Linked DNA regions of Homo sapiens: regions 2 and 3 are each linked to region 1. A link is a loop called in an ENCODE intact Hi-C map of the cell type or tissue named here. Cell type or tissue: endothelial cell of umbilical vein. All regions are shown on one strand. Each heading gives the region's core, and the rest is flanking DNA. Links, peaks and the distances in the headings are about the cores only. Region 1 overlaps MAP3K7CL (MAP3K7 C-terminal like). Region 2 holds the start of BACH1-IT2 (BACH1 intronic transcript 2). Region 3 overlaps GRIK1 (glutamate ionotropic receptor kainate type subunit 1).

Evidence for each region. A loop is a pair of places that touch in the nucleus more often than their neighbours do. Peaks named below come from ENCODE experiments on the same cell type or tissue, not always from the same donor. Only the 100,000 strongest peaks of a DNase experiment are listed, where the experiment ranks them.
Region 2: a loop joins it to region 1, with 7 times the contacts of the local background. A loop is called at or near these places in 94 of 110 quality-filtered maps.
Region 3: a loop joins it to region 1, with 6 times the contacts of the local background. A loop is called at or near these places in 5 of 110 quality-filtered maps.

Annotation. Positions count from the first base shown.
Region 1 is chr21:29,158,375-29,170,006 of GRCh38, forward strand. MAP3K7CL (MAP3K7 C-terminal like) reads left to right here. Exons shown (of 5, transcript NM_001286620.2): 4 at 1,567-1,682. Among named protein-coding and RNA genes, the nearest start is that of LINC00189, 29 kb to the right of the region's middle. RefSeq lists a silencer at 5,994-6,288. In endothelial cell of umbilical vein, for the core only: a CTCF peak has its summit at 6,163; a DNase peak (open chromatin) is centred at 6,167; H3K27ac peaks cover 1,453 bases.
Region 2 is chr21:29,370,275-29,381,906 of GRCh38, forward strand. It overlaps BACH1-IT2 (BACH1 intronic transcript 2), which reads left to right and starts at 2,227. Exons shown (of 2, transcript NR_046564.2): 1 at 2,227-2,289; 2 at 2,968-3,706. In endothelial cell of umbilical vein, for the core only: a CTCF peak has its summit at 6,497 (motif pointing left); no DNase peak of the experiment used is centred there.
Region 3 is chr21:29,847,844-29,852,843 of GRCh38, forward strand. The region is part of intron 1 of GRIK1 (glutamate ionotropic receptor kainate type subunit 1); the gene reads right to left. Among named protein-coding and RNA genes, the nearest start is that of GRIK1, 90 kb to the right of the region's middle. In endothelial cell of umbilical vein, for the core only: a CTCF peak has its summit at 2,062 (motif pointing left); a DNase peak (open chromatin) is centred at 2,038.

The sequences.
Region 1 (11,632 bases), core at 3,800-8,799:
AGTTTATGCTGTGAATGTGTTCATGGGCAGCAGAGAAAGGTGCTACCTAATATGATTATTATGAGATTTTCCATGAACTGGGACATAACAGATGTTCCACGTGAAGGTAAATTTGACCTAAATCTATTTAGAATTTTATTTCCTTTAAACATCTCTACTCAGAGGCCTCATGATACATAGGGAATGTCATCTTATCTATCAATCAGACAGTAAACTTTATTGAATTTCTATTACATCATGGGAGGGATCACAGAAATAAATATGACACCCACAGAAATCTGTGTCCTTGAAGAATATAATGAGAGGAACAAATAGTAAAAAATTCATTAGTTCTCAATTTCCTAATATAAAATTAGTGACAATATGACCTTGTCAGATACATAGTTTATATATAGAGAGAGACCATTGTGAAGAAAGGATAAGATTGAAGAGCCTATTTCACAATAAACTGATATTTCTCAGATTTTATTTACTTTTTTCTATATATAATTGAAAAGGGTGATTTAAAAAAAAACTCTTAACTAGTATTCCTAAAAGTAGTACTTTTTTTTTTTTTTTTTTTTTGCAATGGAGTCTCACTCTGTCACCCAGGCTGGAGTACAGTGGCATGATCTCGGCTCACTGCAACCTCCACCTCCTGGGTTCAAGCGATTCTCCTGCTTCAGTCTCCTAAGTAGCTGGGACTACAGGTGGGCCCCGCCATGCCTGGCAAATTTTTGTATTTTTAGTAGAGATGGGTTTTCATCACGTTGACCAGGCTGGTCTCGAATGCCTGGCCTCAAGTGATCCACCTGGCCTAAAAGTAGTACTTTTAATCACGCATTGCTAAACAAGAAATTAGAAAAATAAACTTGGGGAAAACTCGTTCTTTAAAAATAATTCCTAGAAGTAGGGTTTTCACCATGTTGCGGTCAGAAAGGCTTGCCACGCTGGCCTTTGCTTCTTTCATGGATGGGAGAAAAAGAGAAACATGAATCTTATAGGGATGGTTTTTTTTTAGGGGGAGGGAGATCCGGCCTTTCTTACAGGTTGCTTAATCCTTGCAAGCATTATTTCTGGCTCAGCATCTTTCTTTAGCCCAAATGCATTTCTCAGAAGAGAGCTTTTCTTCTCTACTCTGCAAGATGAGATTATACCTCCTGGCTACAGAAACAGAAAGCAAGGGATAATTGAAACAGACAACTGAACTATTTCCCCACCACTGCTCTTCTCTAAAGCAAAGTCTAAGATTTCCGGGGAGTACGGTAGAATCCTTTGGAGACTTATTTTTACTCCATCACAAGGCAGGTAACTGACATGTAATGGATTTCAGGGCTCTGGCTCAGGCCTGAGATGCCCATGAATGACACTGGGAGATGAATGTGGAGACTATCTGTCCACCTCTCTATTTTCAGTCAAATAGAATCAGCTGAACTCTGTTGAATGTTGACTGACAATGCTGTTCTCACGTTAAAAAAAAAAAAGAAGAAGAAAAAACCTTCGTTTAAAGAACATCAGCGAGCAAAATGGTTGGTAATTTATCCTGATGCAAAGAAATGGACTAATTTCTTCTTGTTGTTTGTGAAGCCCCTGCCGCCTTGTCATGACTCCGAGGAATCCATGGAGGTGTTCAAACAGCACTGCCAAATAGCAGAAGAATACCATGAGGTCAAAAAGGAAATCACCCTGCTTGAGCAAAGGAAGTAAGTACCTACCCCCCTCACTCTACATCTGAGCACTGCCTACTGGGCAAGGACCAGGGGCAATGGGCAGGGGACAGGCTGAGTGTGAGGATGACAGGGAGGCAAGGGGGTTACAGCAATGATTCAAGTGGTGCTATTGGAGATTAAGTGCTTTATGGAGTAGCAAAAGGAATACCAGGAATGCTTCCTACTCAAAACTTAATTTTTTAAATAAGACATTTTAGTTCATGAAATTAAAAATGCCAAAATACCACCCAAAACCACACTATGTTTTCCGTAAATGTGCCCAGAGGCTGCAGAGCACTGTGGCTTGGTGTGAATTTTAATTTCTGCTTAAATGATGGCATTCCCACATCACGTGAAGAAGCCACTGGGATAGCTCTTCAAAATAATGTAAACGTTTTAGTTGACTGACTACATTTTATAGTAGGGTAAGTTTTTATCTTGATAGCTTTTATTACTATTACAGTTCTGCTATAGGGAATTATACAGTTCTATTAATTAAAGCATTCTGATTTTACTCACTCATAACTTTTTGTTTCTGGATCCTTCTTTTTAATTGCACTTGATTCCGCCAGTGCCTACCCCAGTGAATCCCATTCTTTTATACTTGCAAAGCTTCAGAGTAGACACCTTTCCTTCACAGTACTAGCTGGTTGGGATTTCCCATTTATTAACGAGATATCTTGATTACTAGGATCTTTTGATTAGATCTCCTTTTGATTACATCTCCTACTAGGTGGTAAGTGCCATAAAAGCACTGATAGTCAGGTGTTGTCACCATCAGATTCCTGGAGCCTGGTATGATATGTGGCACCTAGAGGCTGAGTAAATTATTGTTGATGTGTGAAACAGAACACAAACATATTGTGATTCTTTATTTCTTATATATCACGTGTCACCCTAATAAAAGGAAGGGGAGAAGAAATAAACATGCTACCATGCTCAGCTAATTAAAAAATATTTTGTGGGGGCCGGGCGCAGTGGCCCACGCCTATAATCCCAGCACTTTAGGAGGCCGAGGCTGGTAGATCACCTGAGGTCAGGATTTGAGAACAGCCTGGCCAACATGGTGAAACCCTGTCTCTACTAAAAATACAAAAATTAGCCGGGTGTGGTGGCGGGCACCTGTAATCCCAGCTACTCGGGAGGCTGAGGCAGGAGAATCGCTTGAACCTGGGAGGCAGAGGTTGCAGTGAGCTGAGATCACGTGCCACTATACTTCAGCCTGGGCAACAGAGTGAGACTCTATCTCAAAAAAAACAATTTTTTTTTTACAGATGGGATCTTGTTATCTTGCCCAGGCTTGTCTCAAACTTCTGACCTCAAGCAATCCTCCAACCTTGGCCTCCCAAAGTGCTGGTATTACAGAGTCAATATCAGCAATAAAGGGCTGCTAAGATGAATTGTTAAATTAGGAAATATGATTATATCTTATATTTATAAATACATGAGGTTGGTTTTCCAAGGGTTATTAATGATTATTATTTTCATTAATATAGATATGAAATTTCATAAAGGAATTAAAGATTATTAATAATGTGACCAGTATTGAAGTCAAAGGAAGATTTATATAATCAATAGCCTGTGAATAAATGTATCTTCTGGTGTGTGTATGTGAAGTGTGGTGGTATAATAAAAATACACACACACACAAAATTTAATTTTTACAAAAAGCGAATGAAATATATTTTGTGTTGAGAAGTTTGTGAAATCCTTACAATTTTTTTGAGACTCCCAGAATGGTGGTCGGACAGTATAGCATGATGGTGGACAGTATGGGTTTTGGGGCCAGACTTCTGCAAAACCTCAGTTAGTACCTTACAAACCCTTCCTTCCTTGCTTGGTTTGCCATGCTTCAAACATAAAATTGTATCTAGACTTTTGGCTACAGGGGATTAAAAGATGTTTATTAGGAGGTCACAAATACAAATTTTCTCTTCCATGTCTGACTATTTTCTTTTTGTTCTAAGAGTTTTGATAAAGTTGCTTGGAATACTCAGATTGCATGATTACACACAGTTGGAGTCCTACAAAAAATTTCATGAAGGAATTGAGGATTATTAATCATGTGATCCATATTGAAGTCAAAGAAGATCTATATGACGAATAGCCTGTAAATGTATCTTCTGGTGTGTGTGTGTGAAGTGTGGTGGTATGATAGAAAAATCCTCAGTAATTATGTCTCTATTTATAAACTCTTCAGACTGAAGGTACTGGAGGACTTTGTTATTTAAATTAAATTTATGTGTAGCTTTTTTTTTTTTGGAAATGCAATACTCATCCCCTAAATTACATGTTCTGTAAGTTTTTTTTATGTTGCATTAAAAAAAATATGGTAGGGGCCAGACGCAGTGTCTCACACCTGTAATTTCAGCACTTTGGGAGGCCGAGGCAGGCAGATCACCTGAGGTCAGGAGTTCGAGACCAGCCTGGCCAACATGGCAAAACCCTGTCTCTACTAAAAAATACAAAAATTAGCCTGGTGTAGTGGTGGGCGCATGTAATCCCAGCTACTCGGGAGGCTGAGGCAGGAGAATCGCTTGAACCCAGGAGGTGAAGGTTACAGGGAGCTGAGATCGTGCCATTGCACTCCAGCCTGGGCAACAAGAGCAAAACTCTGTCTCAAAAAAAAAAAAAAAATGATATGGTAGGATAATGACATGAGAGTGACTCCTATCTAATGTTTGAAACATATCCTTACTGTTTACATTGAAAGCAATGATAACTCTGGGTACCACTACAACAATATTAAAATGAAAAAAGGGGCCAGGCGCAGAGGCTCACACCTGTAATCCCAGCACTTTGGGAGGAAAGGCAGGCGGATCACCTGAGGTCAGGAGTTTGAGACTAGCCTGGCCAACATGGCAAAGCCCTGTCTCTACTAAAAATACAAAAAAATTAGTCGGGTGTGGTAGATAGCACGTGCCTGTAATCGCAGCTACTCAAGAGGCTGAGTCATGAGAATTGCTTGAACCCAGTAGGCGGAGGTTGCAGTGAGCCAAGATCACGCCACTGCATTCCAGCCTGGGTGACGGAGTGAGACTGTCTCAAAAAAATAAAAATAAAAAATAAAAAAAGGAAAAGTCAACTTCTAGAAGTAACATGGCTAGCAGGCTAGTGGAGGTATTTTATACAACCTTCCAGACCACATACAAGTGGGCCGGACCCCCTCCTTAATTACTTATATGCCTGTGTGTGTTTCTGCAGAACTCATCTTGTTTCCTTCCCCAAAGTACTTGAAGTGTCTCCCTAAATAATTGGCTAGATGTAGGGCCAAGGCCAAATTCTTTCATTATATATATATTTTCTTTTTCGTAAAGTCTCAAGTTCCTTTTTCTTCATTCTCACTTCTACCATTTGGGCTTGGGACTTATTACTTGAGATCTTGGTTGATGCAATATTGTAACTAGTTTCCCTGCCTAGGGTTTCTTGTTGCTAGAAAATGACAGCCAGTTCTTGGCATAGATTTCAAGACCTCCCTGGGGATGCCTTGGAACCTCTGTAGAACTTCCAATCTCATCCCTCAACTTCAGCTACATTGGCCTCCTCACTTCTCCCGGGGCAGGAGGTGGGTCCTCCAGTCACTGAGCCCCTGTTCACACCAAGCTCTTGGCCTAACAGGCCCCTTTCTTCCTTTTTTTTTTTTTTTTTTTTGAGACAAAGTCTTGCCCTGTCACCCAGGCTGGAGTGCAGTGATGCAATCATAGCTCACTGCAGCCTCAACCCCCTGAGCTCAAGCAACTCTCCCACCTCAGCCTCTTGAATAGCTGGGACGACAGGTGCATGCCAGCATGCCCAGTTAATTAAAAAAATTTTTTTAAAGAGATGGCATCTTGCTATGTTGCCCAGGCTGGTCTCAAACTCCTGACCTACAGCAATCCTTCCACGTCAGCCGCCCAAAGTGCTGGTATTACAGAGTCAATATCAGCAATAAAGGACTGCTAGGAGGAAAATTGCTCGAACTCGGGAGGTGGAGGTTGCAGTGAGCCTAGATCACACCATTGCACTCCAGCCCGGGTGACAGTGCGAGACTCCATTTAAAAAAAAAAAACAAACTGCTAGGATACATTGTTAAATTGGGAAATATGGTAATATCTTATATTTATAAATACATGAGCTTGGTTTTCCAAGGATTGTTAATGATCGTTATTTTCATTAAGACTTTACTGAAGTGGAAATTCATTTTGCAACATGTCTTTTCCCAAACAGTCTTTATTTTCAAGCAAGATATATTGGGCCAAGTGAATTTGACCCAAGTAGTTAGCTCTCCATTTTTTGATGATTCTGTTGAGAATTTCTTTCTCATTATTTCATAAAGTGTAGCTGATTATGTTGCCTCTAGCTTGGCTGGCGTAAGCTAGATGCAAAGAGAGACGCTAACTAAGGTATTTTAAAAGACAGTTTTTCTTTATTGGAGTCGTTCAGACACTGCTTAAGGTTTGAACTCCAAACTGAACTTCTCTCTCATCTCCAGAGGAGGTCTCCCTGGATCAAGTTTGGGAGAATTTGTCTTAAGAGGCGTGATGAGAAGAGTTGCTGAAACTGTTATTTTAAATCATATCTGTTGGATGGAGAAAGAGAGTCAAACATTTTCTAGGATTATAAACTCAGCATTGGCTGAATCCAATTTAAAGAATCGCTTCTGGCTTATGACCAATGATGTACGAGAGGTTTGTTATATTTTTACTGATTTTTTTTTTCTTCTCCGTGTGAAAAAGGTGGGAAGGACTTTCTTGAAAGCTTTGAAAAATTACCAAGAATTCTGATATCTTTAAAGAACTCCTGCTATCATTTTTATCTAATTCTTTCTAGGCCTTTTGCATGTGAATAGACATTTTAATATAATTGCATATACAGTAACGTGGAATGTATAACATGATTTTTTCCGTAAATATTATAAGCATTTTTCTACAACATACCTAGCTTTTTGTGTATGTAATATGAAAGTCATTGAAATGAGATATAGACATTTTATGGCTTTTGAAATCTATCACCAAATTTAGAAAAAATAAAATAAAAAAATGAAATCTATTACCAAATTGTTTGACAGAAATTTTTAAAAGTATATTATTAAGCTACAATCAACTGTAAAGTTTGCTTTGTTCCAGATAAAGCATTTTATCTCATCCAGTAGAGAAACCACTTATTTATTTTTTTGGTATGAAATATTGTATTGGGTACTTTGGTGTTTAGAAGATTAACTGAAATGTCAGAAAAATAGACAGACTCTTAGAAAAGTCAGATTGAAGAATGTTTTATTTATTCATTTTAATTTTTATTTTTTAATTTCAATATGTTTTTGGGGCACAGGTGGTGCTTGGTTACATGAATAAGTTCTTTAGTGATGATTTCTGAGATTTTGGTACACCTGTCACCCAAGCAGGGTACACTGTACACAATGTATATTCTTTTATTCCTCACTCCTCTCCCACCCTTTCCCGAGTCCCCAAAGTCCATTGTATTATCCTTATGTCTTTGCATCCTCATGTTATATATATTTTTATAAACAATTTTATTTTATTTTATTTTTCTGAGACAGTCTTGCTCAGTCTCCCAGGCTGCAGTGCAGCAGTGCGATCTTGGCTCACTGCAACCTCTGCCTCCCAGGTTCAAGCGATCCTCCTACCTCAGCTCCCCGAGTAGCTGGGATTACAGGTGTGTGCCACCACTCTGGGCTAATTGTTATATTTTTAGTAGAGTCAGGGTTTCACCATGTTGGCCAGGCTGGTCTCAAACTCCTGGCCTCAAGTGATCGGGCTGCTAAAGTGCTGGGATTACAGGCATGAGCCATGCGCCTGGCCAGTTTTATTTGTTTTTAATTGACATGTAGTAATTGTACTTAGTTATGGGGTCTAGTGTAATGTTTTCATACATGGACACATTGTGTAATGATCAAATCAGTGTAATTAGCGTATTCATCTCCTCAAACATTTGTCATATCTTTGTGGTGAGAACATTCAAAATCCTCTCTTTTAGCTATTTTGAAGTGTACATCATTGTTAACTACAGTCACCCTACTGTGCAGGAGAACACCAGAAGTTATTCCTCCTGTCTAACTGTAACTATGTACTCACTGAATAACCCCTCCCCATACCCCTCTTCCTACCACCCTCCCCAACCTCTGGTAATCACTATTCTACTCTCTACATCAATGAGATCAACTTTTTTAGATTCCACATAGGAGCGTGATTGTGTGGTCTTTGTCCTTCTGTGCCTCACTTATTTCATTTAACATCATGTCCTCCAGGTTCATCCATGTTGTTGCAAATGACAGGATTTCATTTTTTAAAATGGCTGAGTAGTATTCCATTGTATAGATATATCACATTAAAAAATCTATTCTTCTGCTGATGGACACTTGGACACGTAGGTTGATCCTATACCCTGGCTATTGCAATTCGGTGGTTTTCAGTATATTCACAGAGTTGTGCAACCATCACCAACTTCACATTTCCTTCACCCCAGAAATAAATCTGGCACTCTTTGGCAGTTACGCCCCACTGACCCTTGACTTCTGGACTTTGGCAACCAATAATCTACTTTCTGTCTCTATGGATTTGCTTATTTTGGACATTTCATACAAATGGAATCATATAATATGTAATCTTTTGTGATTGGCTTTTTTCACTTAGTATAATGTTTTTAAGGTTCATCCACTTTGTATCATGCATCAGTACTTCATTCTTTTTATTGCTGAATAATATTCCATTGTATGAATATATAATATTTTATCCTTTCATAGGCTAATGGACATTTAATCGGTTGTTTGCACTTCTTGGCTATTGTGAATAACGCTGCTATAAACATTTGTGTACAATTTTTGAGGTAGACCTATGTTTTCAATTCTCTTGAGTAGGTTCCTAGCAGTAGAATTGTTGGCTCATATTATAACTCAATGTGTAACCTTTTGAGGAACTGCCAGATTGTTTTCAAACGGGTTGACATTTTATATTCTTGCCAGCAGTGTATCAAGGTTCCAATTTTTCCACATCTTTGCCAACACTTCTTGTGCCTTTTAGATTCTAGCCATCTGTAGTGGGTGTGAAACAATATGTCATTGTGGTTTTGATTTACAGTTCTCTGATGGCTAATGATGTTACACAGGTTCTCCTGTGCTTCATTGGCCATTTCTATCTTTTCTTGGAGAAATATCTCAAAGATCTTTTGCCCATTTTTTAATTTGGTTGTCTTTTTGTTTCTGAGGTGAAAAATGTTACATAATTTTAGTGTGTTCAGGCAAAACATCAGAAAGGGGTTTTCATATGAGGCTATCAAAATCAATGTGAGACTTATATTGTCATGTCTTTTTAAAATGTATAAAATGATGATTGGGGAGTAACATCTCATCTAGGGGAACATATCAGGATGGGGCAAAAGGGTGCATATGTAATTTGCAAAGGCATAAATTAAAATTAGTGCAATTTTGATTTGTTTTTAGTCATATTTATTCTGAGATTTCTAATAACAGGAGATTTTAAGTTTTTTTTTTTATGTTTAACCAGAAGGATTTATTTCTTTAGGATATTCCCAAAGGGAGAGGCTTTTAAACTGTGTTCTGAGGAGTCTCTCACAGATTCGGGAGGGAGAGGGTGTCAGGCAGGGGACTGTACCAAGATCAACCAGAGAAGGACCAATTTTTTTTTTTTTTTTTTTTTTTTGAGATAGAGTCTTGCTCTGTCACCCAGGCTGGAATGCAGTGGCGCGATCTCGGCTCACTGCAAGCTCCATCTCCCCGGTTCATGCCATTCTCCTGCTTCAGCCTCCCACGTAGCTGGGACTACAGGCGCCCGCCACCATACCCAGCTAATTTTTTGTATTTTTAGTAGAGATGGGGTTTCGCCATGTTAGCCAGGATGGTCTTGATCTCCTGACCTCGTGGTCCGCCCACCTGGCCTCCCAAAGTGCTGGGATTACAGTTGTGAACCACCACGCCCGGCAGAGAAGGACCAATTTTATCCCTTTTATTTGCATCCCTTCAGGGTATGACTTTCTTTGCAAAAGGATTCCACAGCAGGGTAACACTGAAAACCAAACCTCACTTTTATATACCTAAGATATTTTTCTTAAATATTTACTCAGCCTCCAGAAATTACATTTTCATTAACATAAATACACAGTAAATGGAGACATTTCTCCACAAGTGTTTGCAGGATATATAGTAATGTGGGGAAAAGTTCTATCTTCTCTTTCCTATGATGTCTGATATGAGTAAGATGCCTTCTGGGTAAGATATGAGATTTGAGTTCATTTTCCAGCTGTGGAGATGCACTTCCCAAGACTGACTTGGCTAGCAAGAATAGAAGACGGTGCCTGGCTTGTAACAGACTTTCAATAAATACTTGCTGAGCAAATGAGTAGAAGAGCAAAGGCCTGCCTCAGTTCTTTACTTTGTTTATGGAGACAGAGATGTAGCCAAAGGTATTCTTTCATTTTAGTACTTAGGTTTTTGTGAAATTTCAGTATCCCAGATGCCATCAGGCTGTGAGTTTAAGCTGTTAATGCCCCAATCACAATGATTTGGGTATTTTACACCACATAATTAGGTGCAGCCCAGTCATTTAATGGGAATTTCATTCCCAAGTATTTCTACACCTAATTGTCTGCCCGAAACTATATTAAATTTATGCCTAGTGTTCCATTATTGGAACACTAAATGTGGGAGTTATTTATATCCTACTGCTCAAGGTCATTGCCAAGATCTGATTTTTCAAATTCAAAAAATTGCAACCTCAGGCATTAAGTGGGTTAAAAGGGACAGCATATTTACTCTTCTCAGTGAGAGCTCTTTTAAGTAGGTTTCCCTTGCTGAGGAAAGAGGCTCAAATCCAATCTCTGGGGTAGCAGAGTGAAGAAACCTTTTGCTGTTCACTTTCTTCCTGTCCCAGGATTAATTCTTGTCAGGTTGATTGATAGTGGGAATCTCCACTTCCTTTAGGTGGTGGTTCTTAATCAGGAAATTCTCCACACCTGCCCCACCCTACATTGGCAATACTTAAGAGACATTTTTGGTTGGTGAGTGTAGGTTTGCTATTGACATCTAGTGAGTGAGGCCAAGGTTGCTGCTAGACTTCCTACAACGCCAATGTATAGACAGTGCCCAACGACAAAGAATTGCCTGGCCCACAATGTCAGTTGTACCAAGGATGAGAAATCCTGCTTTGGAGCAAGTCTGACTTCCTCCTGCACGGGTGCAGTGTTGCCCTTTGCTTCCCAATAGATATTAGTACATTTCTTCATGCATTAAGCATTTGTACAGCTTCAACAACATAGTCTAGACTGAGCATTGGAAATCTCAGTTCAGTATCATTTATTATTCCTCCACCTGGATAAAATGAAGGTAGACTTTGACATCCTTTCTGTCATCTTGAGGCATTGACTCCTTCTGTCCTGCGTATGAATGCTTTTACTCAGACATAAGTCTCTCAAGATCCACCAACAATACAGTCTAAATCCCTATTTAAAAGTAAAATTCTCCCTATGATAAAGGTATTTTATTATATTATTTCCCCAAATTCTTTAGCTCACTGGGGCCAAACTGTCTAGAATTTTGCCTTTCCCAAATAAAAGTCCCTAGTTAACTTTGAAAGGGCCAAGATCCCTTGTAGTGGTCTCCTCAGCACAGAGAAATATTTATTCCAGTGATGGATCCATGTCTCAAACTCCTGCAATGTAAAGAATCTCCTTAATTTTGGAATTAATTTCCATAAAGTTTGAAAGTTTTCTTAACCAATTGACTTGGACTTTCCCTTCCCCTATTTGTTTAGTAACTAAAAACCTTTCCAGGCATGTGGCTTAGGATGGAGGCAACAGATGAGCTATGGTGGACTCCAAAGTTATGACCTTTTAGGCTATTGAATGGCGTCATGTGGAAAGCTATGTTACAGATTCATGACTGCAGAAATAAGATCTCTCTAACTGTGGTCTTCTACCCCCATATTACATTACAC
Region 2 (11,632 bases), core at 4,062-9,061, 210 kb after region 1:
ATTTGGGTGGGGACACAGAGCCAAACCATATCACTATCTCTCCCCCTCATCCCCTCTCTCTCTATTAAATCCCTTATTGGTTCTGTTTCTCTGGAAAACCCTGAATACAGTGGGAAAGAGGTAAACCTTTGTGGTTGTAAGCTACTGAGACTTTGGGGTTATTTGTTACTGTAGCATGATCTGGCCTATTCTAATTTATACAGTGGGATTTTTTTTTCCCCCACAAACACTAAGGAAGTAGCATGTGGAAGGCCAGACCTTCTGTTGCCATCAGTAGGGGGGTTTCTGTAGTCTGAGGACCTATGAGCCTTTTGGGTTACCTTTGACTTGCACTTGGGCTTTTATGTTGATGCCAAGCAGTATGTTTATACTTCTCTAAAATGTATTTTTCTCTATATAAATAGTGTTTTTGTTAACTCTCACCGGCTCCAGTCTCAACTTTTGCCTCTAATTTTTCCCATAATATTCACTAACTCTAGTGATAGCTGTCTATGCGCATTGTACTGAGACTAATTCAGAGAGTGGGTTGGATGAACTTTGGTTTGATTTGTACGTAATTGTTAAAAACTGTGTTTAAGAAAACAGTTGTACCCTTGGCAAAACCTGGAAGTCTCTATGTTAACAATTTTCCCAATTTTTGTTTTAGGAAGCCATTCTGCATATTATGTTTTTAAATAAAAGGATTTGACTTTGGGCTGACAATTTAGCATTTAACCACTGTCTCCGCACCAGTTCCACAAGAGCAGGGATTTAGATTAATTGGAAAAACCTCATTGGTTTCTGATGGAGGGGGCATTCATAGAAACAACCTACTGACAACTAAGGAGCTACTGCGATGGGATGGGCAGCCTGCAGCTTCACTCGGTGGGCAGCCTCCACAGGTACTTTAATTCCTCGCTCTTCTGGCCAGGCATCTCTTGGTAAAGGCAGGTAGAGGAAGCAAAGCAATTACCTAGATAATTAAGGAAAAACAAACCTGTATGTGGCAGGTAACTTGGGGAGCTGCTTCTGATTTTCTAGGCAACTATTTTCATTCTTCACTTCTCTGGTGTCAGCAGGAATCTGAGCTAGATCCCAAGAGCAACTCGAACAATTACAATGCTCTCAGTTGGCAAACCCGGCTTCATAGCAACTTCCCTCCTCATTGATCTAGAGTTTGAAATAGCTTTGTCAGATCTCGGGTGTGTTCCTGCTGATTTATGGCAAAATCCCAGTAACAGCTGTGAAAATGTTTGTCCATTTGTGAAACTTCAGAAAGCGGGTCTAGCAAATCATTCTCACCTGGTGATTCTGGGGCAAGGTGAGAACTGTACCCTCACAGGCCGGGTGAATAAGATTCTAGTTGCGGTGGAGGCCAAGGAAGAAGATGTACTATGAGTCAATCTCTCTATGAGGCATTTGCTGAACCTTCCCCTCCTACACCTTCCTACAAGGCAGGTCCGATGACTTTTACTTTACAGATGAGAAGATGGAGCCTCCACAAGGCACATAGCTGGTGAGTGACAAAACCAGAATTCAAACCCAGATCCATTTGATAGTGACATTTGTTTCCACTACCCTAGTGGCTCTGGGGGAAGCCAGGACACCCATATTTTTGTAAAGTCCCGTAGTTGTTTCTAGTGTCATCCGGGTTGGAAACTGTATATTAAGTCAGTGGTTCTCAAACTTTAGCATGCATTAGTATCCCCTGTTAGGCTTGTAAAAACACAGATTGCAGGCCCCACACTTAGATTTCTGACTTGGTAGGTAGGTCTGAGTTGGGAACCAGGAACTTGCCTTTCTAACAAGTTCCCAAGTGATGTTGATGCGGGGGCCTGGGCACTACACTATGGGAACCACCACCGCATTAAGGTGAACTCAGAGCTGAATCTGACATGAAAATCTGCATTAATGGAGATGACATCAGATATCTGCAAAGTCACTTAATAGAGAACGGTTGAGACTAAGTCTTGACTAATATTAAAACTAACACATCTAAAAAGACTATGTCCATCACAGGTGGGTGGTCAGAATAGAAACATTACATAATGGGAAAGAAAATGTAGCTGATGCTATTCATCTAGAAGGAAGAAGTGATGTAAGGGTCAGTTTCCACCTTTGCTTTGAATTCCTTGGACAGCAAGCAACCATATGAGCATTAATTTGATTTATGTTTTTCAGGTATCGTATCTGATTTCAGATACATATGATGGTCTCAAGTGTGTTTTTTACCACCACCACTTTGTAGGCCTGTTGATGCCACTGCTGTTGAAGTCTATGTGAATGGTGCCCCCTGGTGGAAGGAAAAAGGTAGTTTATTACAGTCCGTTGTAAATGAGTGACCTAGCGTTGTTATCATGCTCTGCTCCTAGAGACCACTCCACTCACCTTAAACTAGCGAGCCTGAGGACCGGTCCCGGGGACCCATGAGAACATGATCTCCGAGAGCCCTGCCCTTGAGAAAGGTTCTCCTCAGCAATACTCCAACTCACCCCAGACCTAAAATTTTTTTTTTTTTTTTTGGAGACAGAGTCTTGCTCTGTCGCCAGGCTGGAGTGCAGTGGCATGATCTTGGCTCACTGCAACCTTTGCCTCCTGGGTTCAAGCAATTCCCTTGTCTCAGCCTCCCGAGTAGCTGGGACTACAAGCGCACACCACCTCGCCTGGCTCATTTTTTGTATTTTAGTAGAGACGGGGGTTTCACCATGTTGGCCAGGATGGTTTCGATCTCCTGACCTTGTGATCTGCCAGCCTTAGCCTCCCAAAGTGCTGGGATTACAGGCGTGAGCCACCATGCACGGCCCTAAAATTCTTAAAACGTGAAAATGGGGGAAGATGGTTAACACATCCATATGCTATCATGATATATATCTTTCTTCTTAGTTGTATGGGATGAAATGATGCCAAGATTTTCCTTACAGAGTAGGGATTGTGACTGAAGCCTTTGGACAGGTATTTAGGCCCTTATGAGTGTCCCCTCTTGTCTAGAGAATGGGACGCCAGGAATGTCAGATGCTTTTCAGCCTCTCCCCTGCTCTCACGCCTAGAAACAAGAGCTCCACAAAGGTCTCTCATTCCTCAAGGCTGATGAAAAGCCCAGCAGCTAAATGGCCAGAAGCCTGTCTTTGTGAGAAAGCAAGAAGTCTCTCGGTTTGAACTCTTCGGTCTAGAGACAGATTCTTCTACCAGTGGTGTAAAACCCTAAAGAGGCTCTGCATAAGACCTACCACTGCTCTGTGTCTCATGACACCCTGCCCCCACCACTGGAAGGCCACACTTATTCTTTGTGTTCATGCTTCTCTATGATCTGCAAGTTTCCCAAGAACACCTGGATTCGAAGCTCAAGTCCACCGCTAAATAGCTATGTGACCTAATGTGTCAGATGGTTATAAGGATTACAGAGAAAGAGGTATAGATAGAGCTGGTAGCAGTGACAGACACATCTTTACATCATATAATTCTGACATGCATTATTATTGTAGTTTTCTGTTATTCAGACATACTTGTTAAGAAGGTGCTGGGGACAATTTGTACATGCTGGGTATGAAAGGGCTTGGAAAGTATTTCATGAATGGAGTTGGCATTGAGGAGTCCAATCCATGTACAATGGGTAGAATTAGAAAGGCATTGAGGATAGTGTATTAGTCTGTTTTCAAACTGCTGATAAAAACATACCTGAGAGTGGGTAATTTATAAAGAAAGAAGAGGTTTAATGGACTCACAGTTCCATGAGGCTGGGGAGGCTTCACAATCATGGCAGAAGGTGAAAGGCACATCTTACATGGCAGCAGGCAAGAGAGAATGAGAGCCAAGGAAAGGGGGAAACCCCTTACGAAACTGTCAGATCTTGTGAGACTTATTCACTACCTTGAGAACAGTATGGGGGAAACCGATTCAATTTTCTTTCACCGGGTCCCTCCCACAACACATGGGAATTATGGGAGCTACAATTCAAGATGAGATTTGGGTGGGGACACAGCCAAACCATATCAGGTGGTTACATAAGAGATCCAGTAGAGAGGTGGGAACTCCAGAGGAGATAACTCACCTGGAAAGTAGGCAATCAGGAATATAGGATCCCAGTATGATGAAAAAAAAGGGGCTGTGGGTATGGGAGGCATATCTCAGAGAGAAGAAACACTGCTGTTCATGCCTGTGAAACCCAAGGTTTCCCCTTCCTCTTAAGGGTTCTCTCCCTCTAATGAGAGTTGTTTACACTGCTGATTAGAGACTATTAAGGTCTAGAAATCAATTTGTGTGGGGTTGTGGCCAGCATTTAAAAAACAGAACAGAATATGAAATATCAATGTGCATTGCACATAGTGAGTAAATATTACTTTATGAAACTTTAATCAATTACACATGTACATGTTTATAGGGGTATGATGTAAAGTGTATCATTCCTATGGGTCTTGGTACAAGGAGTTGAGAGCTGCGTCTCTAGTGAATCTACTGGGGTGGGGAGTTTTCTCATGTCTGCTCTTACAAGGTCCTCTTGACTATTTACTTTCCAGGATGGTTTTTCCCCATCAGCCTTTTCTGAGGGTCTGAGTCAGTTTGGGCTGCTATAACAAAGTACCATAGATTGTGTGGCTTAGAAATTACAGAAATTTATTTCTCATAGTTCCAAGATTAGGATGTGAGCATGGTCGGATGCTGATGAGGACCCTCTTCCGGGTCACAGCCTGCCGTCTTCTTGTATCCTCAGAAAGAGAGAAGAGCCGGGCACGGTGGCTCACACCCGTAATCCCAGCACTTTGGGAGGCTGAGGCGGGTGGATCACTTGAGGTCAGGAGTTCAAGACCAGTCTAGCCAACTTGGTTAAACCCCGTCTCTACTAAAAAATACAAAAAATTTGCTGGGCCTGGTGGTGTATGCCTGTAATCCCAATTACTTGGGAGGCTGAGGCAGGAGAATTGTTTGAACCCGGGAGGTGGAGGTTGTGGTGAGCCAAGATCATGCCACTGTACTCCAGCCTGGGCAACAGAGTGAGACTTCATCTCAACAAAAGAGAGAAAGAAAGGAAGGAAGGATGGAAGGAAGGAAGGAAGGAGAGAACTCTTTGGGGACTCCTTTATAAGGTCACTAATTACAACATAAGGGATCCACCTTCATGACCCAATCACCTATCAAGGCTCCTCCTCCAAATACCATTGCATTGGAGGTTAGAATTTCAACATATGATTTCTGGAGGGACATAAACATTTAGTCCATAACACTGAGTTAAAGCAGGTACCTATTCACTCTCCTTCTAGTCGGGGCCTGGAGCACAGGCCACCTTCTGATGCACTGTTGCCACCTCTGCAAAGTCTGAGCAGTGAGGACTGGGTGGAGGGAGGTTGAACATGGGGAAGCTGCCCTTTCTCTCTTTTATTTTATGACCCAGCCTGTTACTCATTTCGAACTTGATATTAAAGCTGTACCAAATTTTATTACAGTGTTTGAGAAACTATAAGAGAAAGAATTTTTTTTTTTTTTTTGAGACTGAGTCTCACTCTATCACCCAGGCTGGAGTGCAGTGGCATGATCTCAGCTTGCTGCAACCTCCACCTCCCGGGCTCAAGTGATCCTCGTGTGTCAGCCTCCCGAGTAGCTGGGACTACAGGCGTGCACCACCACACCTGGCTAATTTTTGTATTTTCAGTAGAGATGGGGTTTCACCATGTTGGTCAGGCTGGTCTCGAACTCCTGACCTCAAGTGATTCACCCACCTTGGCCTCTCAAAGTTCTGGGATTACAGGCGTGAGCCACTGTGCCCAGCCTAGAGAAAGAATTTAAACCTATCTGCTTCATTCTACTTTTCCAGAAGTCCAAGGAAAGAGTGTCCTGGAATTTAAACCCTTGGCACGGGTCACTTCCTAGATGCTCCTGGTTCATCATTGTGCTTCCCTGACCCCAGGGCCACACCCTTTGCTGCAGAAGGACATTTTTTCCAACTTGAGCCCTGCAAACATTTATTTATTTTGTGGGGAAGTTCTACTCTGTACCCACAGAGTTTCATAAATTTTTAAATCCACTTCTGAGTATTTATAAAAAGCCAGTGAAGTTTTAAAAATCCATTTCAGATCCAATAGATTCCCCTTTACCTCCTCCCACCTCTGCAGAGCCCTGATCATGCTTCTCCATGGGGACTTAGAGTTGGGAGAAGGCTTGATCTGCTTTTTCTCTCCTTACTCCCCTCTCTCGGGACACTCTTCCCTTTGAGTGGGGAAGAAAGATGGAAAGGGATGAAGCCGTCATTCTGGATGATAGCTTTCCCTTGCTTGTTGCCTCTTTGGCTGAGATAGACCCAGTGGGGGTGCTCACTGATGGTGGGCGTCCCAGGCTGGTTCCTTCTTGGAGTACATATGTGGGTTCTATATAGGCCATTCAGGGTTAGGGAAGGGTTCCTCCCTAGGTTTTGGCCCAATTCTCTAACGTGAGAGATCAGCTCTAGCTCAGTCTTCTGAGTCCCACCCCAGCTTTTGCTGGCAATAATACGCCCTGCCATTTCCTGTTGCTGGGACTGCCACCTTGTGGTGGCCTTCTTGTTTTGGGTACAACAGGACAGCTCAAGCTCAGCTGCCTCCTGCAGTGTCCCCCTGAGCCACAGGAAACTCAAGCTTCCTTGTAACACTGAATAGCAAAAGGGCTTGCTTCCCATTGCTGGCCCCTCTCTGTCATGTAAGTTTTTATCTCCCCTGCCCATAAGCAGATATCCCACTGTAGATCAAGACAAATCCTCTTATTCCTGACACCTGCAATGGCTATGAGTGCTTCCCTTCCTTTCTTCTCTTCCTTCCTGGAAAACATCAAGGCTGTCTGTACTGATGACCCACAAAAAGCAACCCCTTTTCTCCCCCTCTTCCCAATCTTCTGCTTGTATGGGGTAGGGGAATGAGAGGGGCCTGGGGATAGTTGGGAGCAGCAGAGCTGGTTATGTCCAACCTAATAAAAAGTCTTCGGGGAGTATATGGCCTCCAGCTGTTGGCAGCTCTCTTCAGAATGAGAGATTCTTGATATGTCTTTGCCTTTGACTCTGGGTCTTGGTCACCAATTCTGCAACAATGAAAATAGTCCCATCAACACCACTGTATGCAGGACAAAAGATCCATATTATCTACCTGTCCACTTTGAAGACTTAAGTTGAAAGTCTCTGGAACTGAAGTTTTGAAATGGCCACGAACATGCCTGAGCACACTGCCAGGAAATGGTGCGTCAAGAGAAGCCTGTTCGATTGTACAAAGGCCTGTGGCCTTGAAGGGTGACCTGGCCCACAGTACAGCAGCATCACTGTCCCCTAGTAGATATTTTCGAGTTAAGAGCAGAAATTAAAAATGCACAAAGTTAGGAGAGGAACACTTGTTTTCCAGAACCAGGAAAGGCATTTTGGTATATAATGCATTTCCATTAAGTAGAAGTAACTTGAAAAAAATTCATATTACATTTACTATAAGAGTTTAGTTGCAGAAACCCCAGAATTTATTGGATTTCTAACTTTTTTTTTTTTTAAAGTATTTTAAAACTGTGTCTATATTATTTGGCTATTTTAGTAAATAACTCACCATACTTGTGTGTAAGTGCAAATTCTTGAAGTTTTTTCTTTTTTCAAATGGAATCTGTTAATTTATTATCATAGAAATAGGATTACCTGTTGTAAAAAATTCAGCTGGTAAAAACATGTACATTAAATGCACCTTCAGGCTATTTTTTTTTTTTTTAACCTGAAGTAGAAGTTACTGTGGAAGGCCAGGCACAGGTAGATCATTTGAAGTCAGGAGCTCGAGACCAGCCTGGCCAACATGGCGAAACCCCGTCTCTACTAAAAATACAAAAAAATTAGCCAGGCATGGTGGTGTGCGCCTGTAATCCTAGCTACTCAGGAGGCTGAGGTGGGAGAATCACTTGAGCCCAGGAGGTGGAGGTTGCAGTGAGCAGAGATCACACCACTGCACTCCAGCCTGGATGACAGAGTGAGACTCTGTCTCAAAAAAAAAATAGAAGTTATTGTGGAAGGGTGCAGGGGCCTGTTACCATATGAAGTGGTAAAGACAGTGTCTCTGCCCTAAGCACCATCCAGAAATACCCCCTAAACCTCTATCGCCATGACGTTTTGAACGGGCCATGGGGGTAATGCTCATATTATCAGTGGGGATGGCAGGCCTCTTGTTGAAGTAGTCAGAATCAATGCCCTCCTTTATCCTCTCCATCCTGTTCTCTGCACAGCCTTCCTTTCCTGATGCCCCCCAAGCATCCCTGATGCTCTGATCACTGCGTTGATGTATCTCTTTCATGGCTAAAGGCCCCAGTGATTCTCCCTGTAGTCCACTTAGGTGACTAACATGGAGGTGTGACTCTGAGATTCATAGCTCCCTTGTGGCTCTAACTTATCAGGAAAAGAGTAGCCTTTTCTCATCAGGGCTACTTTTGCTTTGATTCCATCTTTCAGGTTCTCATGACTTCCCAATTCACATAAAGCTTGACACAAATTACCCAGTGCCTAGACAGTAAGAAAACATCAGCCTACCTGGAAAACTACATCCCAAATCATGTATTCTTGACAACCACCAGTTTTGGGGGATTGCCCTGACCCTCTTGCTTTAGAGTGAGGTGCCATTCAAAATGCATATTTAATAACCAGTTGTCTTGGGTGCCTGATCAAATCAGTAACTGACCAATCAGTATGGCCAAACCATTGCGTACTGGCTGAATATCAGATTGGGCGGGAGGCCAAACAGACAGGCCTCTGGGCCATGTTTCCAGTAGATTAGTTTTGTTTGGTATTCGGAGTGATTTTGAAATATGGTATGTGTTTGAGAGCCTTTAGGCTAAGCAGGCATTCTTCAATTCCCAGTCTCCCCTCTTGTTCCCTGTCCTAGAGTTGGCTGGCTTTACTCATTTATGTTACCCTGGGTTGCTGAAAAGCATCTGCTTGTGCTAGGCTGCTCTAAACCTTTCCTTGTGGCCTGGTCTCTATCCGGCAGCTGATAGGTCCAATTTGTTTCTTACTACGTCCTCTCAGCTTGTCTCCATGTGCATAGGCCTTCATACAAGAGGAATTATATGAAGCCCCCATTCGTGGGGCCTAAATTTCCATAGAGGTAGGCTTCTTATTCTGGATCTGAATTATACCAATATTTCTGTGGCACATTAAATGATAATTTATTTGGAAATGAGAGACTGCATATACAAAGACAATGGCCAGACTGTATATGAAAATAGAACAGCTTACACCTACCTGCCCAGAAAACCAACTCCTTGTTTCTAACAAACAGCCCAGGAAACCAGCCTGCTTTAAGTCAGACTTGGAGGGGGTCAGATGCTATCTAGGGCAACGGTCTAGGAACTTAACAATCACTTCTGGAACAATTGGTCTAAAACGGCCAGGACTTGAAGAATGACTGACAGCTTCCCTAATTCTTGTCCCCACTTCCAACTTAGGACCAACCAGAGAAATGCAAATATGCAACAGGATGCCAGTTTCTAGCTAGGCGGCCCACAGCTTCCCCATGCCAGCTGCCTGCAATCAAGGCACATGAGAAGGCTTCCCCCTTTTCCACTGTAGGGCTTTTCCACTCTGCCTGCCTTTGAGTTCTTGGCCAAAATGCAACTGATGGTGGCCGACTCCCTTGTTATAGCAAGCCCTGAATAAGTAGACTTTTCTTTTCTCCTTTGGTTTATATTCATTTAGTTTCCACAGAAATAAATTCAATTACATTTAGATAATCAAAATAATAGTAAAGGCCGTTAGCAAAATGGCAAAATGGAGAGGAAAAATAAGAATCTTGTATTCCGTAAAAGTTTAAGAGGAGTTTGTTTTTCAGGATGCTTTGAATCTCCTCCATAGATCACTTCTCCAATTTTTCCTGTCACCACAGAAATTTACAATATTAATAAAACAACTCGTTAAAATTTTGAACTTTGCTACTTTCAAACTGAAAACTTTTTGAAGCTTAAGGCAGTTATTTCTGCAAAAGATGGCTTCAGGTTTATTAATTTAAAAGAATGCAGGCAGTTTTTGAAATATTATCATCTAAGTGACTTTTTTCTACATTTATAAATACTCTACTGTCCCATCATAATTAAAAGAATATGAAAAGAGTTTGAAATATACTTATAGCTTAAAACATGGAAATAATTCTTTTTAACATGAATAATTATCCCACCAGTTTTATAATCTAATAAAAATCAAAGTAAAAGAAAAATGCTAGGCATTTTAATTATGAGAAATCATATGTATTCTGGGAACTTAGAAACGTTACCCACATATTTGTACTCCAGAATCCTCATTCTAGAAATTCTTTCCTCAAAGATGTTGCAAAGAAGTGGAGCGCGTATGTGTTTTTGTCAACATGACCTAAAACTTATAAAGCTCTATATGAAGCATACCTGTTTTCAATCCAAATTTAACGGTAATTTACTTCACATTTGAACTGGGATGCAGACTAGAAATCCATAGTCTTTGCATATGCTTTTCTTATTTATTCCTCTAAAATTATAGGAATAAGATCTTTATTTATTTATTTATTTATTTATTTATTTATTTATTTATTTATTTTTGAGATGGAGTCTTGCTCTTGTCGCCCAAGCTGGAGTGCAATGGCATGATCTCAGCTCACTGCAACCTCCACCTCCCGGGTTCAAGCAATTCTCCTGCCTCAGCCTCCTGAGTAGCTGGGATTACAGGCACCTGCCACCACGCCTGGCTAATTTTTGTATTTTTAGTAGAGATGGGGTTTCACCTTGTTGGTCAGGCTGGTCTCGAACTCCTGACCTTGCGATCCACCCACCTTGGCCTCCCAAAGTGCTGGGATTACAGGCGTTAGCCACCACACCCTGCCCTGACCTTTATTATTCTTAACTCTAGGCAGAGAGAGGTAGAGGAGAGAATACTGTAGAAACTGTTTTGTGTTTTCTAACTTTTCAGGAATCACTTTAGAGTTGACTATAATATCCTTCATACATATGCATATTACTCATATTGTGATTTTTAAATTGTAAATCCTTCAGAGAATTCCCCAAATACTCCCTTTCTGGGTGTCTCCATTGGTTGATGTATTTTGAAGAAATGGATATCAAAGGTGTTCAAGGAATACTTTTTGGCAAATTGATTAAATGCAAACTGATTTTATATTAGACTCAATTTGGAAGATGAGTGTGCTGAAACAGTAAGTCACTTAACGCTTATTTTGTATTATTTGATTTACTCCTCCCTACTCTTTTCTAGAGTTAATTCACATTGACTGTATATCTTTTGATTTATTAATTATTCCCCTGCCTCTTGTGTAAAATAAGAATACCTTATATTCACCTGATCTTAGGTTTTTATGGATTGAAAGGAGTTGGAGGGCTGGTTATAACTTGGAGTGCTAGGCCGTGCCCCTAGAGTTTCTGATTCTGTGGGCCTGGGATGGGGCCCAAGAATTTATTGCGTGTATAATAAGTCCTCAGGGGATGCTGATGCTGCCAGTCTCAGGACCACACTTTCAGATCCGCTGCTATTGTGCCATCTATAAGTTAATATGAATTCCACAGCACACTTGTATGTGTGTGCCTGTGTGTGTGTGTATGTGTGTGTGTGTGTGTAGGCAGTGTTGGTGGTGGTAGGAATAGGGGTATGGTTTGACCAGGTAGGACCTGGACATAGAAAAGGTTGCAGGTATAGATCATTGTG
Region 3 (5,000 bases), core at 1-5,000, 690 kb after region 1:
TACTGCCTAATTACTTTGTTTTGTTTATTCAGGTTGCAACACTATTGTTTCTCTCTTTCTCTCTCTCTCTCCCTCTCTCTCTCTCTCACACACACACATGCACATGTGTATGTGTATACACATAAAATTCACCATTGCTTTACTTAGCCTTAATTAACTAGTAGTAGCATTTATACTCTCTCAGTTACCCAGGGTTAAACGTAAGTTATTATTATTATTATTATTAAAAGTTTTTTTCTAACTTGATCGTCTCAGCCAATTCAAGTCCAATAATCAGACTTTGCCTTGGCAACGACTTTATCTGTACGCTGCTTCTAGTTGCACTTTTACCACCCTAAGACCCTTAATGCCATCAATGTGGATATCTAGAGATGCTAAATTCTCTTTCTGTCCCCGCCAATGTACAATGCATGCTTCTGCTAAATTAGACTATCTGAGCTGGAATGCCAACAGTATCACTGTCTGGCATTAATAATGTCCGTGACTTCCCTTCATGCCCCTAATGAACCAGTAATTTGTCCAAGTTCTCCATTATGTTTTCCAACCTGTGCTTCCGGCCTCATGGCAAACAATTCAATTGCCTAGTGCAATTGAATCCTCCACTCACACCTTGATGCTTATTAGAGTCTAAATCATACACAAACTATCACTTTTGTGTCTAAGCTCGTAACATTGTTTTTATCCAGAAATCCTGCTTTCTACTATCATGCTTGTCAAAATCTTATTCATCCTTCTCAAATGGAAACCTTCTTTGTAAAGATTTGTGGATCCCTGTGGCTAGATGTATTCTCTCTTTCTTCAGTTCTTAATATCATCTACAAGGCTCTATATAGCCTGGCATTTGCATACCGTTTATTACATATACTACAGCTTGCCTTCTTTGGGTTCCTTAAATAGACCAAGTTGTGTGTGTATATATATATATATATATATATATTTTTTTTTTTTTCCACGATCTTCACCTTAGCTGTTTGGTATACGTAAAATGTGTTTTTCCTAGTCCTTAGGATGACTTGATTCTTCTTAAATGTCGTCTCTTATGGAAGTTCATTTATTCCACCCTATTCAAATAGATTTTCGGAACTTTCTCCCATGCCAAATGTTTCTTTATCATAACACTCTGTCATTTCCCAAACTGACTCTGTGAAGGCAGAACAGAACCCAAATCTGTTTTGTTAACCAAGGTCTACAAACACACATAGTATAGTTCCTGGCATATAATAGTTGCCAAAATATTTATTAAATGAATAAATGAATGATTAAGCATATTGTTTATACTTTTTCTTTTCATGTCCCAGACTGTATTGTACTTCCTAATATTTTTCTTGTATTTTATTAGGTTTTAAAACCTTTGAAGTAAAAATAAAACATTTTGCATTGTTCATCTTGGTATCCCTTAGCTTCTAGTATGGTGCCAAACATTCATGAGATTAATAAATGTTTGCTGAATTAAATCGATTTGAATTAAACCTTCAGAACAATATTAAGTTATTGCCAGGACATCACAGATGGTAAGTGCAATTTCCTCTGCTAATAGCTTCCAAGGTTGATGATGAGATAAAATCAGTCGAGCATCCATCAATAGGGGAAAAGCTCTTAAAAACTAAATCCTCTAAGTCATTGTAGTGTTGCCTCCTTTGTTATACTTTGTTTCCTGCGCCCATCCTTCCTTAGAGCGTCAGACACAGTTCTTATGTACTACTTCATTAAGGATAAGTGTAGAGTGATGTCAGGAAGGAGGAAAGGCCAATAAAAGGCCGTTTGTTTTTAGCAATGTTCCTCTTAACCACCAAAGACAATGTGTCCATGTGCTTATCCCCTTCTCTCTGCTTAACTCCTTGACTCCAATTTCTCAGCTTACCTCTAATGAGAGAGTGTGCCTTAAATTCGAGATGAGTGCCGGTAAGGGTTCTTAAAAGCTGGCACATTTCAAGTGCATGGTGAGAAAACTACCCCAGGATTCTGCAGGTGTTAATTATGGTGGAAGCTAGCATAAAGATGCAGAGTGTAGAGCGGCTTGCTGCTCTGATCTTCATGCCCTCTGGTGCCCTCTGGTGCCTCTAAGAGAGAATGACTGAACCCAACAGTGGATGGCCCCTGTTACTGGAGATACTCTCTCTCACCCTCTCATATGTGTGTGGAGTGAGAGAACAAACAGCCCCCATGAAACTCACGTTTTTTAGAGTGCAGAAATCTGTGCAAATCTTAAAATAGCATATGCCCGTGAAGTTTATGTCATCCCTTTTTGGTTCGGTTTCGCTGACTTTCAGAAGGATCATGATATCTTCCTTACTGCATTAACATTTGCTGACAGAAGATCCTTAAAAACTATCTCAAATATTTGTTATCTCTTTTTCATAAACAAAATCATCTTCTCTTTGCCATAAATGGAACATTTATGTAGATCCTGGGTAGCATTTCTTAAATCTCACAGATATGAACATAATTCAGCAGATGTAAATTTTTTTTTGTTAGGACTACAAATTAAGCAGTTTGAAGGGTATTTAAAAAATCTCTATCTTTTCGATGTGTGGCTCTGGGTGTTATCCATTTCTAAGGTGTTCAAGATTAAAGATAATACTGCTATCGCCCTAATGTTCTAACTGCATACACACCCTGTACCCAATCTCAGATATCCTCTCCCCTGGCCACTCCTATTCAAAGCAACAAGGACAACCACCACCACAACAATGAACAAAAAACGAATCCCAGGAATGGATAAGGTGGTCGCAGATGCCACAGGTTATTGATGGAAGTAATTTTGGAGTCCTTGTTTAGTGCTCATAACATCTTGTATTCTTGGCCTCCATCTGGACTCTGCCAGTTCCTTAGTCTTAGCAATGTACCAGGCACATAAATTCTCTTTATTAAGAACCAAAACTACTTTTTTCATTTTATGTAAACTCATAAGTCACATCTTCAGCTCATTTTGAAGTAAGAATCTTCAGTATAACAGGGGAAATAGTATAACTACTACAAGGTAACTAACAAGTAACAATGTTTGTATAAAAGCCAGAGAGTATCTCAGCAGGAAATTTAATATTTTAGAAGAACAGACTTTTAGAGCAAACTTTTACTTACGATATTAACACAAATGAATTCAAGATGCCAATAATATTATTCCTACCTTTTATTACTGTCAGTCTGTACAAACTCTTAGCTTATTTGCTTTACAGATCAGTCTGTGAAAATGAATCAACTAGAAATGATTTCTTTTTTTTTTTTTCTTGAGATGGAGTCTCTCTCTGTTGCCCAGACTGGAGTACAATGGTAAGATCTTGGCTCACTGCAACCTCCGCCTCCCAGGTCCAATCAATTCTCCTGCCTCAGCCTCTTGAGTAGCTGGAACTACAAGCGTGAGCCACCACACCAAGCTAACTTTTGTATTTTTGGTAGAGTCAGGGTTTCACCACGTTGGCCAGGCTGGTCTCGAACTCCTGACCTCAAGTGATCCGCCCACCTCGGCCTCCCAAAGTGCTGGAATTACAGGCATGAGCCACATCCCCCGGCCTAGAAATGATTTTTTTGAGACAAGAGAGTAGCAATCTTTGAGCAACACAGATTGTTTACAAAGGCAATAATAGACAAAAGGGAGATATAAATCAATAAATGTGAACAACATCCTCTTCCCATAACATGGCATCTTCTAGGATCTCACTTTCAGTCTGTTCTTTACCTTTGCTCCCTTTTCTAGCCCTATAATGCAGTGGAAATGCCAGAGTCTGAATGACTTTAGCTTGAGTCCTGGTTCTGACTCCTACCAGCTGTGTGATCACAGTTCCTCTTCTGCAAAACAGAATCTAATAACTAACTTCATGAGCTATGAGGAGATTCATGTACAGCACCTATTCCAGAGCCAGGGCTACTAGTCTACCTCATGGCCTCAACTCTCTTAGCTACTTAAACATTTCCAAGAAGAGCGTCTTTAGCACTGACTTCTCTTCTGAACTGGTGATCTCTAATTGCAACATAAATCTTGATGTCACCCCTTGGACGAAATGTCCTGTCTTCAATACATGTTGTTTAGAATCAAACATATTATCTGTTTCCCCAAATCTGCACTGACTCCTGGTATACTGGTTTCTCTTAAAGACACTACCATTCCGTTCACTTACTTAGATGTGACATATCAGTGCCATCTTTGATCCTTCTCCCTGATTTCTTACCTCTATGGAAAAATTTTCAAGTCTGACTATTTCTCCTTCCACAGTTTCTCACATTTCTTCCCACCCCTCCATTCCCATTGTCAGCACTAAGTTCACAGTTGTCTCTGATGTCAGCCTCAGCTCACATCTCTTTTGTTCTTGAAGGATTTTCCTTAATGCTGCTTTGTCACTTCTTTCTTCCTTCTACCTTGATGCTTGACATTCAAATTATTTAGGAATCTGACCCTACTTAAATAGTTAGTTCTCTCCCACAGAGCACTTTTCACTTTCCTTGCGCTTAAATGCAAATAGTGACTGTTACTATTCACATCTGAGTAACTTGGGCACCTCTACCCACTGTTCCTCCTACCAAGAAGGCCCCCTACCTGTAGAAATTCTATACATTTCCCAAAATTCAGACTAAAATCTATGTACTCTGCAGACTTCCTTCATCCTGCAACTTCCAGCTAAACTTCAATGGCCCCTTATCAGTTCCACTTCCTACCTCCATTCTCTGTACATCTTGTCTCTCTTACTAGACTGGAAGATACTCGAGTGCACTACTGATATTTTCTTCCTAGTGGGCACATTGTAGGCAGTAAATAAATGTGGCCTGAAAGCTGAAGCAAATGAAGGAACAGCCACATAAATATGCAAGTCATTTAGGAAACTTTACATTTATCAAAATGTTTTTCAAGTGGTGAATGCTTTACACAAAGTAAAGTGTTATGTTATTTCATTATGATATAGGAGAATATTTTCTTATGTCAGTTTGAGGAATAATTTTTTCCATCTTGGCACTTGTGTCAAATTACTACATTTCAAAGTTAGATTTGAAATTGCAGTAGGGATATA